Linked DNA regions of Homo sapiens: all the other regions are linked to region 3. Evidence: chromatin contacts called from ENCODE Hi-C or POLR2A ChIA-PET data. All regions are on one chromosome and are shown on one strand. Each heading gives the region's core, a stretch centred on a gene start or an enhancer-like site at or near the end of the contact. The rest is flanking DNA. Distances are from core to core; before and after follow the strand shown. Region 1 has its middle 40 kb from the start of ZBTB20. Region 2 has its middle 71 kb from the start of ZBTB20. Region 3 overlaps GAP43 (growth associated protein 43). Region 4 has its middle 19 kb from the start of ZBTB20. Region 5 overlaps LSAMP (limbic system associated membrane protein).

Region 1 (2,700 bases), core at 135-2,634, 470 kb before region 3:
TTCTGAGTAGAGGTTCCCCTGACCTTTGACATATCTCCTGTTGGTGCTTAGTACCAGTTTGAGCTGTCTTTATGGGTCAAACCAATAGAATAATTTGCTGAGGCCTGGAAGCATCGCCTTCAGAGAATCCCTGATCCCCCCAGATTTGATCAAGATCTAAAGTTTATTCTGCTGTAAAACTCCTTTTTCTTGGTTCGAGGAAGGGGGAGTTTTACTTGCTTCCAGCAAAGGAGGCAAGTTTTCCTGCTTCCATGATGATGAAAGGGAGGTAACTCCTTTCTAGAGTTTGAGCTTGCTTCCAACAGGGAAGGTGAGTTTGAGTTTTTTCCTGCTTCCAGAGTGGAAGAGAGAAGTCTTCAGTCTGAGACCCAACCCTACATAAGTAGCTGAATTGGGGTTTTGTCTTGGCTAAAGTTAAGATTAACAACCAGCTGATCTTAATTTCTCCTTACCATTAGAGTGCTCAGTAATCATATTGTTGGTTTTGTTGTTGTTGTTTTTGTTTGTTCTGGTCCTTCTCCTTTCAGATTTGACCAACCCTACATGACTTGGTCAAATCTGAATGAGAATTTCAAAGTATGGGTAACAAGTCCTCTCTGAATTGGCTAAAATTCCTCACAGCTGTAAAAGAGGAAAAAACAAAAAACAAAAACCCAAAACTAGGCATTTGGTTTCTGTGTTTGCTTCCTGTCTGAAAAAAAAAAGGAAACAAAACAACAATTGTTCTTTTGTTTACTTTTCTTCCACCCCATACCGCCTTCCCCCTTTGTCATCTTCAGTACCAAGAAAAATCTAGAGAGAAGGCTTCTAATGACTCAAACTCCTTAGAGAACTCAGAACAAAGACACCACTCACCCCTTTTGGGATGTTCTGTTTTCTTTGTGGAGTTCCAAGAGTCATGGGCACATTCTTCTTAGGTCTAAAGCTCTGCTCTCCTGTATTGCATGACTTGACCTCTTTGGCTTTGGGGCTATTAGAGATTACCTTGTACTGTGAGAAGATTTGACCTTGGTGTGTATAATGGTAGGCAAGAACTCCAAAGTTAGGGGTGGCTGAAGGTGGTTTACAGGAAGTGGTTTTGGCTTTTTTTTTCCTTTCTTTCTCTCCTAGGAAGTTATTGTTTAAGGATTCTACTTTTAATTCGGAGATGCATTCTAAAGGGTCTTCTCTATTGCTTTTTCTCCCAGAATTAATGTCAGTTTGGCTTGTATGTGCACATTTGCGTGAGAAGCTGAACTGTTGTTTTCATAGGTAAATGAGAGATTTAGTTTTCTTAGCTTCGAAGAGAATGAACATTTTGCTCCACCCAGCTGAAAGGCACCCGTGGGTGACCAGGGGCCTCGTGGGAGTGTAGAGAGGGTTGACCACCTGTGATTTGCAGCAGCCCTATGGAGAATCCCCATCAAACTTGTTTAAAAAAGGGCTCATCCAGGAAGCACATATGGGAGCTGGTCACTGAGCTTTGAGCCCTCCTGGAGGTGGTAGACCTCCAGAGAATGAAACTGAGACATGAAAGAGGGTGGCAACAACTCAGTGGTAACACACTATGGAGTCCCACCCACAATCAGCACACACCACAAAAACCCTAGGCCATAGCTCAGTTCCTCCTTTTAAGAAAAAAAAGAAAAAGAAAAGTGGGAAATTAATAATCTAAAAACGAGGATAAAACAAGGAGAATGACCCCCTTTGGGGCACTCCATTGGTTTTATGGCACCTCTACTTGTTAGAGTTTGTCTAAAATAGAATTATTATGGTCTTTGTGCACATTTACATGAAAGAAAAGGGGCACTAAGATCGACCTTCAAACTACAGAGTTCTTAAGTTCTCTTTTTCTCTGTTTTTTTTTCTCCCTGCTTTAAAGCTGCTATTACTTTTTGACCAAGATAAAATCCACTGTTAGACTCCAACCATTCCTTTTCATTACTGTTTTCGCAGACCAATAAGTTTGTATTAATATCTCACGGCTAGAGTTCTGAAGTAAAAGCTATAGGATCTTTAGTGTATGAAAATGTATGTGTGTGTTTATGTGTACGTACATGTATTTTGTTGTGTTTTGGCCACAAGGTACCAAATTGGCTTAGTGAGTAGTCATCAATTAAATAATGAACCCCAATGGTTTTTAAGTTCATGTGACTTAAGTAAAATCTTTAATAATCTAGCTTTAAAATTATTGGTAAAGAACAGTAGAAATGGCTTAAGAATTTTCAGCATACATGTTTATTTTCATTTATTGATCAAGCAATTTCATACTTATCTCTGCCAAATACTATAAGGTGTCAAAATTTGGCATAAGGGATACAAAACTATAAACCCAGCCCAAAATACAATTATCTTTGCTTGCATAATTTTTGATAAATAAGAGGTTGATATTGATTCAATGAAAATAGCTAAATATTGAATTATTTAGTGAAATAGCCATAACTTCTAATCTATAGCTTTAGGCAGTCAAGTCCCCAGGCAGGAAGGGGGTTTGTTTTGTGAGGGACTGTTATCATCTCTTTCAAAACTAAACTATAAACTATGATACTCCCAAAGTTAATTCATCCAATGCCCGGAAATGAACAAGGGCAGCTTAGAGGTTAAAAGCAAAATGGAGTAGGTTGGGTCAGACCTTTTTCATTGTCCCAGTTATAATTTTGCAGTTATAGTTTCATAACTTAAAATGATGACTATTGCAGGTATCATAAATAATCTAGGTAC
Region 2 (2,700 bases), core at 50-2,549, 440 kb before region 3:
TTTTTGTAGAGACAGGGTTTTGTTATATTGCTCAGTCTGGTCTTGAATTCCTGGGCTCAAGCAATCTGCTCACCTTGGCCTCCCAAAATTCTGGTAATACGGGAGTGAGCCACCATGCCCGGCAGTGTAAACATGACTTTTATATGCACTGGGAAACAAAAAAATTCATGTGATTGCTTTATTGTGATATTCATCTTATTGCAATATTTTATTTATTATGGTGGTCTGGAATTAAACCCACAATATTTCTGAGGTATGCCTATGCATTAGTTTTGCTTGTTTTTGAGTGTTATGTCAATGGAATCATACAGTATGTTCTCTTTTGTGCCTAGTTTATTTCACTCAATGTTATGTCTTTACATAGTGTGACAAAGTTTTTTTCCTCTTGTTTAATTTTTATGTTTTAACTTCTATAACAGTTCAGTAATAGATGCATATAATTTATAAATAAGCCAGGGATGTGTGCATAAAAGTTTGCAGTTCTTGGGTTAAAGTATGGCACCATTTGTGTGAATGTCAACTTTAAATCCCAGATAGACTCATTAGCTTTTTAAAGAGAGAACTACTCACAACTACAGACTATGATGACCTCATCTAGGTATTTGTATTTAATAAACATTTATTTATGAGAACCCACTATGCACAAGTGTTTGTAGGCACTGTGAGAGTTACACAGGCAAAATAAAAAGATGTAGCTCGGTCTTTCAAGGAGTCTATCACTGGTGGGAGAAACAGTGCAGTAAACTCATATGATCACTCCAGACAGAATTGAGAATCTACAAAAGAGACACAACTAAAATGATATAGAAGCCTGGATGAAGGATGACCAATCTTCCAAGAAGCTAGAAAAGGCCCCTCGAGACTTGTACTAGATAAACTTTGAGCCCCTTTATACTTTCTAGCTTCCAATATTTAATCAGATTTCTCATTACAGACATAGGATCTTTATTCTCACTGTGCATTGCTTTATGTTTCAGGTTTATGGATACACGGTATATATTGTGCTCAGTCAAAAGGGGGCAGCATTCACCCTTCTTCTGAAAATCAGAGACCACTTTGGCCACATCTCTTTCTTTCTAGGAAAAGAATACTTTTACCAGATAGCGTTTCAGAACATAGATATAAATTTTAAGCCTCTTGTTTTAATTGTTTGTTTATAGAGATAGCAACTGATTTGCACCTTCATGTCACAGAGCCCAACATATTGCACAGGTATAAATGAAGTCAAGCTGTCTCTGTGCCCAGTTTCCCTTATTTCTGCCTTTGTCCCTTGATTGGGCGTGGCAGTCTTGCTCAGACTCAGATTGCTAAAGGGCGGTGGCTGAAATGAACAAAAGGAATCAGACCTTTACTCTTAGCCTGAGAAAAAGATTGCCAAGGGAAGCTTGGGGAGAAAGCGCAATGCTGAGTGGTTGCATCATTGTTTTGACTACCTAATGCTTTTTTTCTCTTCTGACTGTTTATCCTTTTTAAGCTTCTGTTTATAAGCATAACAATTATATGAAAGGTAAATAAGTTACATGCACTACAGGGATGTATGACTGTGCTCTGTCTTGGCGGCATTCATCTCTTTATTAGCCAAGTAACCTTTACAGTTTAAGTACTACACAGTTGCTGCAGTCCTTTTCTTGCTGACGCAGTAGTAGAGGCAGTGGTGGTGAAAACTGAGAGAGGTTTAATGCTGAAGGTCTCAGACTGTGTATCTCTATGTCTATGACCTCTAACCACCAGACCAGCAGATAACTGATTTCATTTTGTTAGTGAAACACTGATTTTAATTGCTGACTTATACAGCTTCCATGTTATACTTGATTGGTTTTGAGAAAATCAATGTTGATGGCCAAAATTCCAAATTAACTATTTCTTTCTAGATTTAATCATACTGTATACAGCCCTAAATTGCCCTCTAAGCGACTTAAAAAAAAATTGAAGAGTAGAGCTTTACCAAATGTCTCTGAATGATAAAGGAAGTTGACCCACCCTATAATTAGCTTTTGTAAATATCAAGTCAAAGGTCAGAGCAAAGGTCATCTGTTTTCTTTCTTTTGTGAAGAAAACAAGGGATTGTAGTCACTATGACTGATTTCAGAATAGTAGCTAAAGATGAAGTCATTGCTTTCTTTCAAAGCAGAAATTGTAAAATTAAATAATTTGGAATAATCACAGAAATAATTACATTAATATGAATAGCAAATAGCAGGTGATAATTTGTGTAGCATTTACAGATACTGTGACCCTTGGTTTTAGACCTTGTGCAGTGTTTTTCTCTGTCAGGTACATGATGCTGGGAGAGCAGCTCTCTAGGAGACCTCTGATGACATCATGTCACTGTCCTCTGAGGCCACAACACAGCTGCCATGCCACACACAGGCTCAAAACACACAGTGGGGCATAGCCAAAAAGTTCACAAAGTAAAGAAATGTCAACTTTCTACGTTTTAGCATTCATTTGCCTGCATTAACCAACATTGTGCAATATATAAAGTCTAAAGCCCATGTGAGAGATAAGACAGAATTATTTGCATTTCTGCTGAAATTAAGCATGATGAAGTAGAAACTTATTACTTTTAAAACCAAAAAATGAATCTAAATATGTGTGTATCAATCAAATGATGAGTTAGGACTTCCTCATGAACTGGAGAGGAAAATTAGATGACCAACTATCCTGGGTTGCTAGGGACTGAGAAGGTCTCCAGGATGT
Region 3 (2,716 bases), core at 162-2,661:
GTACCTGCTAAGTCCCACGGACTATGCTAGGAGCTGCTGTTAAAATGACAAACCAGATAAGGTCACTGCCCTTAATCAACTTACAGTTGGGTGAGAAGCTATCAGGTACAAGTATGGCCCTAGAACAAATTAGTCTTTTCTAGTTAATAATCTTATGTGATGAGATTTGGCCTTGCTCCTTTGGTGACTTGCCTCAAGGAGCCCCAGGCAAAACCAATGTAACATATATTAATAATATATGAAATAATATATTTTGTAGACACAATTGCCTTATGTTGTCCAGGCTAGCCTCGAACTCCTGAGCTCAAGCAATCCTCCCCACCTCTGCCTCCCAAAGTTCTGGGATTACAGACGTGAGCCGCCGTACCCAGCCAAAAATGTTTATTTTGATTAGATGACTGGTATTAATCTGATTAACCAAAGAGACAAGGTATTACTAAATTCCTCATCCCTGGTAACATTTCCATGTTAGCTGTTTTCTATTTGTTTTTTCTTTTCCACAATGGTGCGGCCTAGAAACAGTTAACCTTCTTCGGGGTATTACATACCTTAGACATATAAAAAAGCTATGAGCATTCAACACTGAAATAATCATATAAACCAAACATACTGCACACTACTTCAGGGATACTCTGAAGCCCATCCTTAGACCCCAGACTCAAACAAAACAAAATACGATGTAAAGAACTGACACAAATCATCAGAGTTTAGAGAACAACGTGACGGGCAGCAGAGGAGAGGAGAGGGTTGAAGCAAACTTTTTTGGTTTTTTTTTCCTAAGTAGGGCTGGTTCTGGCTTGTCTTCCTTCTCCCCACTTTGCTTCTTACTCTTGGGCTTACAAACTGCCTGGTTTCCCTTCTCCAAGTCAGGGCTTCGTTTCTCTGCCTTGGCCTTCCTACCCCACCTTCTGCGTTCTGACTCCATGAGGCCCTTTTCGCGTCTCATTTTCTGCCTTCTTTAGGCGTTCCCTCGGCGGCTCTGCAGTGTGATCTCATCTCTTTGTTTCTCCCCGGCTGCCGTCAGTCACCGGCTCTCTGCGCCCCCACCCGCGCGGGCTCGCGGCCGTGCTGCGGGCGTGGCCTCAGCCGCTGAGACCCTGGGGACCGCAGGGCGTGGCGCGGCCTCCGCCCGCTGCACGGAGAGCCCCCCAGAGGCAGCGACACGGCGCTTGGGGTCCGCGGGGCTCCTCCTCCAACTCCGCAGACCTCCGGGGAGGCCTCTTGCTCCCCGAACACCCGGGAGTTCGCTTTCATTTTTAACGAATCTCCACAATCTCTTGTTTGGGAGATAATTGCTTCTTTCAGGGGCTTGGAGAACAAAAGCGTCAGCCCAGGGCCCCAGGTCTCTCCGCGGGAGGAGGGCACCCAGGGGCGATGCGCCGGGCTCTCTCCTTCGCCCTTCTTGGCCCGCTCGCCTTCAGCTCCCACCCGCAGCAGCAACCGCAGCCTGCTTCCGGGGACTGAGCAGCCCTGGGTCAGCCAAGGTTAAGCAGCGGGTGGGGAAGAGGAGAGAAAGCTGGGTCAATTGGAAGTAACCTTCTTGTACCGCCCACTTTTTCCTTGCTTGGAGGCGGCAAAAAGCACTTTAGCATTCTTCGGGCTGTTTGCGCCTCTTTCTCTAACAGGGCCAGGGGAGTGGAAGAGCGGCCGGCAGGAAGGTTTCTTTGTCAGCAAAAGCGGACCTTTGGAAACTAAACAGCAATGCTCTGTCTTTAGAAGACAGCACAGGAAGGAACAAACAGCTGAGGAGTGAAGGCCAGAGACCCCATTTGGAAAACAATGGCCTTTCATGATTATTACTATTTTTAAAAAGTTTTCTAGGCTTTTTCATTTGAACTTTCCATTTCTCACTATGAAATGCAGGTTCTATAGACAATTGCACACAAGTTTCTTTTTCGGGGGGGAGGGTAAACGAAGCAGGTGGAAAGAAGTGAGATGATTGTAGACGTGGCCAAATTTAGACTTGGTGTGAGATTTCCTCTTCGCTTGGAAACACATGGCACCAGCATGCATTTGTTCATTCATTCAATAATGTGAATGAACATTAAACACTACGATGTGATGGGCTTTGTCACAGGCTGTAAGTGGCTTCAGGTCCACATGAAAGGAGAGCGAAAAATTAAAATAAAATATTAGAGAGAGAGAAAAGGGAAGAGGGGCAAGGTGTCAGGCAGCAAGCTTCTTAGGGTCAGAATGGGTCCCCATCCCTAAAAGCTGATGACTGAAGAGACCCACGAGGGTAGACGAGCTGTAGAGAGACAATACTGCATCTGCCAGTGATGAGTGTAGGAAGCTCATGAGGGTTAGAACCTTCCCTCTCTGTTTTCTGACCTCTTTTTCTTTTTAAATAGGTTGAAGCCAACTGTGGTAGAGGATAACAGTGATTCGCGTATCTTATTTATTTATTTTTAGCAGCCCCCTCCCCCGCAACTAGGACAGTGAGTTCCATTCAGATTTTCAACACAGCTAAAAACTTGGCTTTAAAACTTGTGAAGGGAGACATTTCTTTAGAATCTTTCACTTTTTTCATCGCAGAGGCTTTGGGGGAATGTTTAGCTTTTTGCTGAATCATGAAGGGTTTGTTACTGCATTCTGAGAGGGTAGGAATTAGATGCCTAAAGGATGGTGTCTGCTTTCCTGTTGAGGTGGTTTATTTAACAGTTCATAGAGGCATGCAGGTCAAGTCATCCTTAACTGTACAGAGTCAAGGGTATTG
Region 4 (2,700 bases), core at 64-2,563, 490 kb before region 3:
GACAGAGTTAAGAAATACAGTTTCTTACCACTCCAGGAAAGGTACATATTAATTCCCTTTGCTTCTGCATCCACTGGTAGAAGCCATATTTGCCAACAGCTTTGCACTTCCATAGTATGGTTATTCTAAGCACCTAGGTGGAAACCAAGTTCTCTTACTGGACAGAACTCTTGTATTGGGCTACCTCATAAGTTGATAGCCACAGTAGAAGGTTGCTGTTGGATCAGATGCTGATTCCTGACTCAGTCAATGGTATGAAGGAGTGTGATTCTGTGGTTCACAGCAAGGAGAAGCTGTGGCAGTGTGGTAATTTGCATTAATGGAGTTATTTACTCATTCTGTATCTGTGCCATTTGCCATGGGACTTTGCATTCCTCCTGCTGAAGAGGCAGAATATATTTTCTCATTATTTGATTAAATTTTGTGCTTGGTCACGTGACTTATTTTGGCCAAAAGAATGACACATGCCAGAGTCTCAGTGAAGAGGACTTGTGTGTTTCTTCTTATCTTTGTGCATTTCTGCCATTGCCAAAGGAAAAACAGGCCTGTACCAGCTTTCTGGGCCAGAAAAGAATGAGAGACGTATAGGGTATACATAAGTGTTTCAGCTGGATCACCCCTATGGGCCCACCCTAGATCAGCTAACCTCTAGTGAACCAACTGATGTATGGGCTCAATAAATACCACTGAGATTTAGGGGTCCTTTGTCACATAGCAAGAGTTAACTGACATAGGCAGATTTGCTCAAAATGAGTCTGTAGATTTGTTAGCTTTAACCAGAATGGGGATGTGGCCATAACAAGCCCTCAAGCTGCCAGACTTCACTCCAGCAAACAGGTGACTTCCTTAAAGCCCAAGACAGACTGTAAACAACCCACAAGACTCATCAAACCAAAACCTCTGATGAAGATGGTATCTTCTTACGTAAGTACACATACAAAAATTTCAATCCCTGTTGCTCTAGACTCTGAGTTTAGCTGATAAATCCAATGAAATAGAAAACCAGGGGTTAAAACCACAAGGAAAGGAGCCCAAGCATCTATTAGAAGGGCAAGTCTATTTACTGGTAGCCGAGACCTTCTAATGTGTTTCCATGATATCAGGCAGCACTCATGGAAAGCTGTGGAAAATGTAGGACAACATGTCTATTTGACAGAATCAGGAAATACACACAGAGTATAAGGTATGACCTAGGTCAAAACCCAGAATCCAAGATCAGGACTCCTTTTGGGGAAGAATCTTGGCCTTATGAGGTTGGTTGGAAATGTCAGTGTAGCTGTTATAGTTTCCTGGAGTAGGTTTAGACTACACAGAGACTTTCATTCTTTCACAGGAAATGAACGGTCACCACGAAGATGCTTAGGGCATTTGTAAGGATGACAGCCACTTTTGTGATTTGCCTATCACAAGCTGTTCAATTTTGGCTTAATTTTATGTAAATAGCACTTTCTCTCGGCACTCTATGGATCACATGTTTGCAAGGAAAAGAGAGGAGTACACATAAAGCTCCTTGAGATATAGAATGAGATTTTCCCAGACATAAAGTATAGCTCAGACCTACAAAAGTGTATAATACCTAGTGGTATAAAGAACACTGTACAACATTTTTTCTCTGTCCTCCATGTGTTTACCCTGTGGTTGAAGAGTTAAATTCTCATATAAAAACAATTATATAAGTATGGGAAAAATATTGACCTACTGAGGAACTTTATAGCAAAGTCTTATTCTATTAAGAATTTTAAGATAATATTTAGCGTAATGGAAATAAGGTTCTTACAACAGAGTTTATTTTTTTCCTCCTTGTACATTGGTAAACAAATATACCAGACAGAGTAAGCAATGTTATAGTCTGGGACAAATTATATTATTGATTCTTTAAAAGACTTTTAATTTATGAGAAGGTTATGGCAGTCTAATCAAATAAATGGAAATTCATGTAGGTATGAGTCAAATAATCAAACATTATTATTCTTACTCTATTATACTTTTATGACCATAAATGCAATTTTATTTCAAAATATTAAACTTGTGATAGTATAGGAAGGACTTCATCCTTAAGATGTTGGAGCTGAAAATTTTAGGCCTTAAGAACTAATCCTGATATTTATGAAATGGATAAGTTTTCTTGGTTTTTATACTGATAATATATGTGGTATAATGTACAACTACAGAAGTGCCCCTACTTGAGACATATAAATAACAACAAATACTACTATAATAACCACCTTGAAATGAGTTTTTAATTGCTTTGATGACTATAGTAGCAATTCCCAAAATATGCTAGCTCTGTTTACTTTCAATTTTATTCGGCATATGGGCGTAGGAAAGCATTAGCATTTTCCAATTCCAAGGATGAATGTGTTTAATGTTAAAATAACTCAGAACAGTTTTATGTTTTTCATCATGAAGTTCAAGTAAGAAATATAAATACAGAAACTTGGGTCTGCTGCTATTCTGCCTATAAATTTGGTCAATCTGGTGAGGACGTGACCATAGAGAGCTTATGGATCAACTATTTGGGCTTCCTTTTACTACCAACTAAAACACATGATGCAAAATTATTTCCATCAATAGGACAACTATTTGAAAACATTCATACTGTGTAGACATGTTTTTAACCTCAATTTTTTCCCATCAATTCTGAATATATTTTTCGTGGGGGCTGGAGGTTGTAGTGATTGGTGCCATACCTAATAGTGG
Region 5 (2,700 bases), core at 187-2,686, 380 kb after region 3:
CTATTTTTAAGGCCAACCAGGGAGGATTTCAGGATAATAGTGAGAGGGACAAACTGAAAATGTGTGACTCTGGATAGAAAATAAGATCTGGCCTACATAAGTAAGCAGTTATCTAAGAGCAGTCCCATTCACTAAATGCAAGGCTTCAGGAGACCTAGATTTTGAGCCCCATACTTTCTCTGACTCTCAGTAGGGCTCCTTCATGCTACAAAATCTCTCCATAGTTCAGTCTCTTTATCTCCAAAGAGATAAAAATAACATTCCAATTTTCTAGATTCCAGGACAGACACAAGGATTAACTAAATCATTTAGGGAAAGTATATTGGGTATATATGCTTAGAATATTTTCTTTTATGTAATCTTCTTCTCAGAAAGCACAAAAGGAAGATAAAATTGAGCCAGAATTGTATGGTAACATTACTGATTTTTATGTAGGGCTTGCAGAATATGTCCCATGACTATGTGGTTATACTTGGCCTAGCACACCTTTATAGTTTGTATGTGCATATATATAATCATATATATAATCATACTGATATATATATATCAGTAATGTCCTATATGACAAGATTGTACTCAACTTCAGTGGTATAAGCTTATTCTGTTTAGATGAGCATTTTAGAAGTGAACCAGGAGGACTAACCCTTGAGCTGAATTTCCATAGTCTCATGGTTAATGCTTCCTTATATGGATGAACATAAGAGGCCAGGGATCTAGAATAAAAGATATGAGTGTGATCAATGTCCTGAACAAAGGATGTCTGAAGATCCAAGAGGATGGGGACTATCTCTTTCAATATGTATTCATAGTGTATAATTTGGTGGTTAGACACTGGGTTTCAGAGCCTTGTTTCAGTCCCAGTTCCTCAATTTACTAGCTATTTAATCTTGGGGAAATTACTTAATCTTTCAGTTTTCTCACCTGAAGGATGGGAAAATTAACTTATAGGCCTTTACAAATTTTAAATAAAATAATGCGTGTGAAATACATGATGTCTGGAATATAGGAAGTATTCATAATAAATGTCACTAATCTCTGAAGACGCCAGTGCCACCTGATTGGAACATCAGAAATAGTGATTTGAAATATTTCTCTGGAACACAGAAAGGGAAAGCATGAATAAATGTATCAGTGAAGGCCAGAGACCTCTCTCTGGACATACACTTTTGGGAGGTAACAGGTGACCAGCAACTTTTATTTACTTGAATCTGTAACATCTCTGTAGAGAAAACTAAAGCATTAAATAGGATTTATTTCTTGAACCGTGGAATGCCTTGAATACTTTCTTTTTATTTCTAATTCCTTTGCTCTCAGATGAGAGCTCTCTCCCCTTCTCTGAGATGTATGCTATATATATACACCCGCCTCTCATTCTGAGATACACACTACAGTCACTTAGCACTTCCTCTTTTAATTGAAGGCTGTTCATTTGGCTGGCCTAAAGTAAGAGAGAGAAGTGCAAGTCAGAAAGACCACGAAGGGCAACAGAATAGAAATATTGCTCAAATGCTTGTCATTTTCTGCATGTTATAAGACAAAAGACTGAGATCTTCCCTTATATTGGGTAAGAGTTATAGTTGATTGAGAAACCACAATTGAATAATGTTTCTTTTGTGCAAATAAAAATACCAACCTTAAGGCAGCATTAGAATACTTTGCATAGCATTTACTTCAGGTTTTCATGAGAGAGGGAGGATAAAAACAACCTATATTTGATGCAGTTCCAAGGTCTTTCTTTTTTTCCCTGCCAGTGTTTGCAATAGCCTATATTTAAATGTATAGAGGTGTCTTCAGAGAACCACAGGCATAGAGAATTAGAAGTCTGTAACTGGAAGCATCTTTCAGGGTTGAGAAATGTAAGCTATTGTGAAAGCTCAACAATACATGTTGAAACAAATCTTTTGGAAATGATTGAATTGAATGTTTTCACATAAGCAAATCTACATTTGTCATTCTGAATTCTTTTTATGGAAAGATGGTGTTTCCCCCTCCTGTTTAGGTAATTAAAACTAGTCACTTGATGATCATTCATTATCAAACATTTCTGCACATGGCAAAAAATGCTTTGGGGATGAGACCCTGCTTATACAATTTCATCCATCAAAGGAAGTCTTTCTCCAGAAGCTATTATTCACTCTGTGAGAGTACATTTAAAAGCATTACTTCACACCTAAGTAACGTGTTAACAGCACAGAGTGTCTCTCCCTTGGTGGCTAGGCTCCAGTGCCTGTATTTTATGGAGGCACCATGCACCATCTTGAAAAGCTGGACAGCTTCCAGTAGCATTAGGGTTTGGAGGAAGAGCTGTTGCTCCTTAGAACTTTACTTCTCTTGGGAATATTATTGTTTCAATTTATTTTAATGCAATGAGTGGGAGAGAAGGTGGGAATAAAATGCCTACACAGAAGCCTCTATCTAACAGTCCTGCTGGGTGGGGCATTACAAAGAGAGGCCACAGGAAAACCTTTGAGAGTTTGGAGCCTGCTGCGTGAGAGAGATAAAAGTAGAAACAGCAAATTGGCTGCAATACGAATGGCAGGTGCATTTGTTCACTGGAGGCAAGTTTGGCAATTTAGTTTTCAATGACCAGCTTGTCTCTTTAAGGTTCACCTTTCAAAGTCCTCCTTTTTGCCCTCAACATACATCGCTAAAGCCCTGTCTCATCTTGAGTCCCCACGCTCCAGGTAACAGCAGCTCTTT

Evidence for each region. Hi-C counts contacts between places; a loop is a spot of excess contacts on that map. ChIA-PET counts read pairs that join two places held with the same protein, here RNA polymerase II (POLR2A). Pooled maps may share reads with other maps.
Region 1: a loop to region 3 is called in a pooled map, with 8 times the contacts of the local background. The contact joins two enhancer-like sites. A Hi-C loop is called at or near these places in 6 of 37 single-sample maps with no recorded cell type and 5 of 50 pooled maps. POLR2A ChIA-PET finds 5 or more read pairs at or near these places in 3 of 52 experiments (OCI-LY7, PC-3 and activated T-cell).
Region 2: a loop to region 3 is called in a map of endothelial cell of umbilical vein, with 5 times the contacts of the local background. The contact joins two enhancer-like sites. A Hi-C loop is called at or near these places in 1 of 168 maps with a recorded cell type or tissue (endothelial cell of umbilical vein) and 6 of 50 pooled maps. POLR2A ChIA-PET finds 5 or more read pairs at or near these places in 1 of 52 experiments (HCT116).
Region 4: a loop to region 3 is called in a pooled map, with 2.8 times the contacts of the local background. The contact joins two enhancer-like sites. A Hi-C loop is called at or near these places in 1 of 37 single-sample maps with no recorded cell type and 9 of 50 pooled maps. POLR2A ChIA-PET finds 5 or more read pairs at or near these places in 2 of 52 experiments (GM12878 and activated T-cell).
Region 5: a loop to region 3 is called in a map with no recorded cell type, with 6 times the contacts of the local background. The contact joins two enhancer-like sites. A Hi-C loop is called at or near these places in 3 of 37 single-sample maps with no recorded cell type and 4 of 50 pooled maps.

What each region holds. Positions count from the first base shown.
Region 1 is chr3:115,185,732-115,188,431 of GRCh38, forward strand. No RefSeq gene overlaps it. Among named protein-coding and RNA genes, the nearest start is that of ZBTB20, 40 kb to the left of the region's middle. RefSeq lists an enhancer at 1,231-1,420. Within about 2 kb of position 1,385, at least 2 of the 41 ENCODE cell types and tissues checked have a DNase peak (open chromatin) inside an H3K27ac peak, as active enhancers do.
Region 2 is chr3:115,216,737-115,219,436 of GRCh38, forward strand. No RefSeq gene overlaps it. Among named protein-coding and RNA genes, the nearest start is that of ZBTB20, 71 kb to the left of the region's middle. RefSeq lists an enhancer at 747-2,646. Within about 2 kb of position 1,300, at least 3 of the 41 ENCODE cell types and tissues checked have a DNase peak (open chromatin) inside an H3K27ac peak, as active enhancers do.
Region 3 is chr3:115,657,485-115,660,200 of GRCh38, forward strand. The region is part of intron 1 of GAP43 (growth associated protein 43); the gene reads left to right. Among named protein-coding and RNA genes, the nearest start is that of GAP43, 35 kb to the left of the region's middle. RefSeq lists enhancers at 307-1,179, 1,180-2,051 and silencers at 973-1,202, 1,383-1,452. Within about 2 kb of position 1,412, at least 35 of the 41 ENCODE cell types and tissues checked have a DNase peak (open chromatin) inside an H3K27ac peak, as active enhancers do.
Region 4 is chr3:115,164,583-115,167,282 of GRCh38, forward strand. No RefSeq gene overlaps it. Among named protein-coding and RNA genes, the nearest start is that of ZBTB20, 19 kb to the left of the region's middle. Within about 2 kb of position 1,314, at least 3 of the 41 ENCODE cell types and tissues checked have a DNase peak (open chromatin) inside an H3K27ac peak, as active enhancers do.
Region 5 is chr3:116,037,280-116,039,979 of GRCh38, forward strand. The region is part of intron 2 of LSAMP (limbic system associated membrane protein); the gene reads right to left. The region is part of intron 2 of LOC124906269 (a long non-coding RNA gene); the gene reads left to right. Among named protein-coding and RNA genes, the nearest start is that of SNORD155, 130 kb to the left of the region's middle. Within about 2 kb of position 1,437, at least 2 of the 41 ENCODE cell types and tissues checked have a DNase peak (open chromatin) inside an H3K27ac peak, as active enhancers do.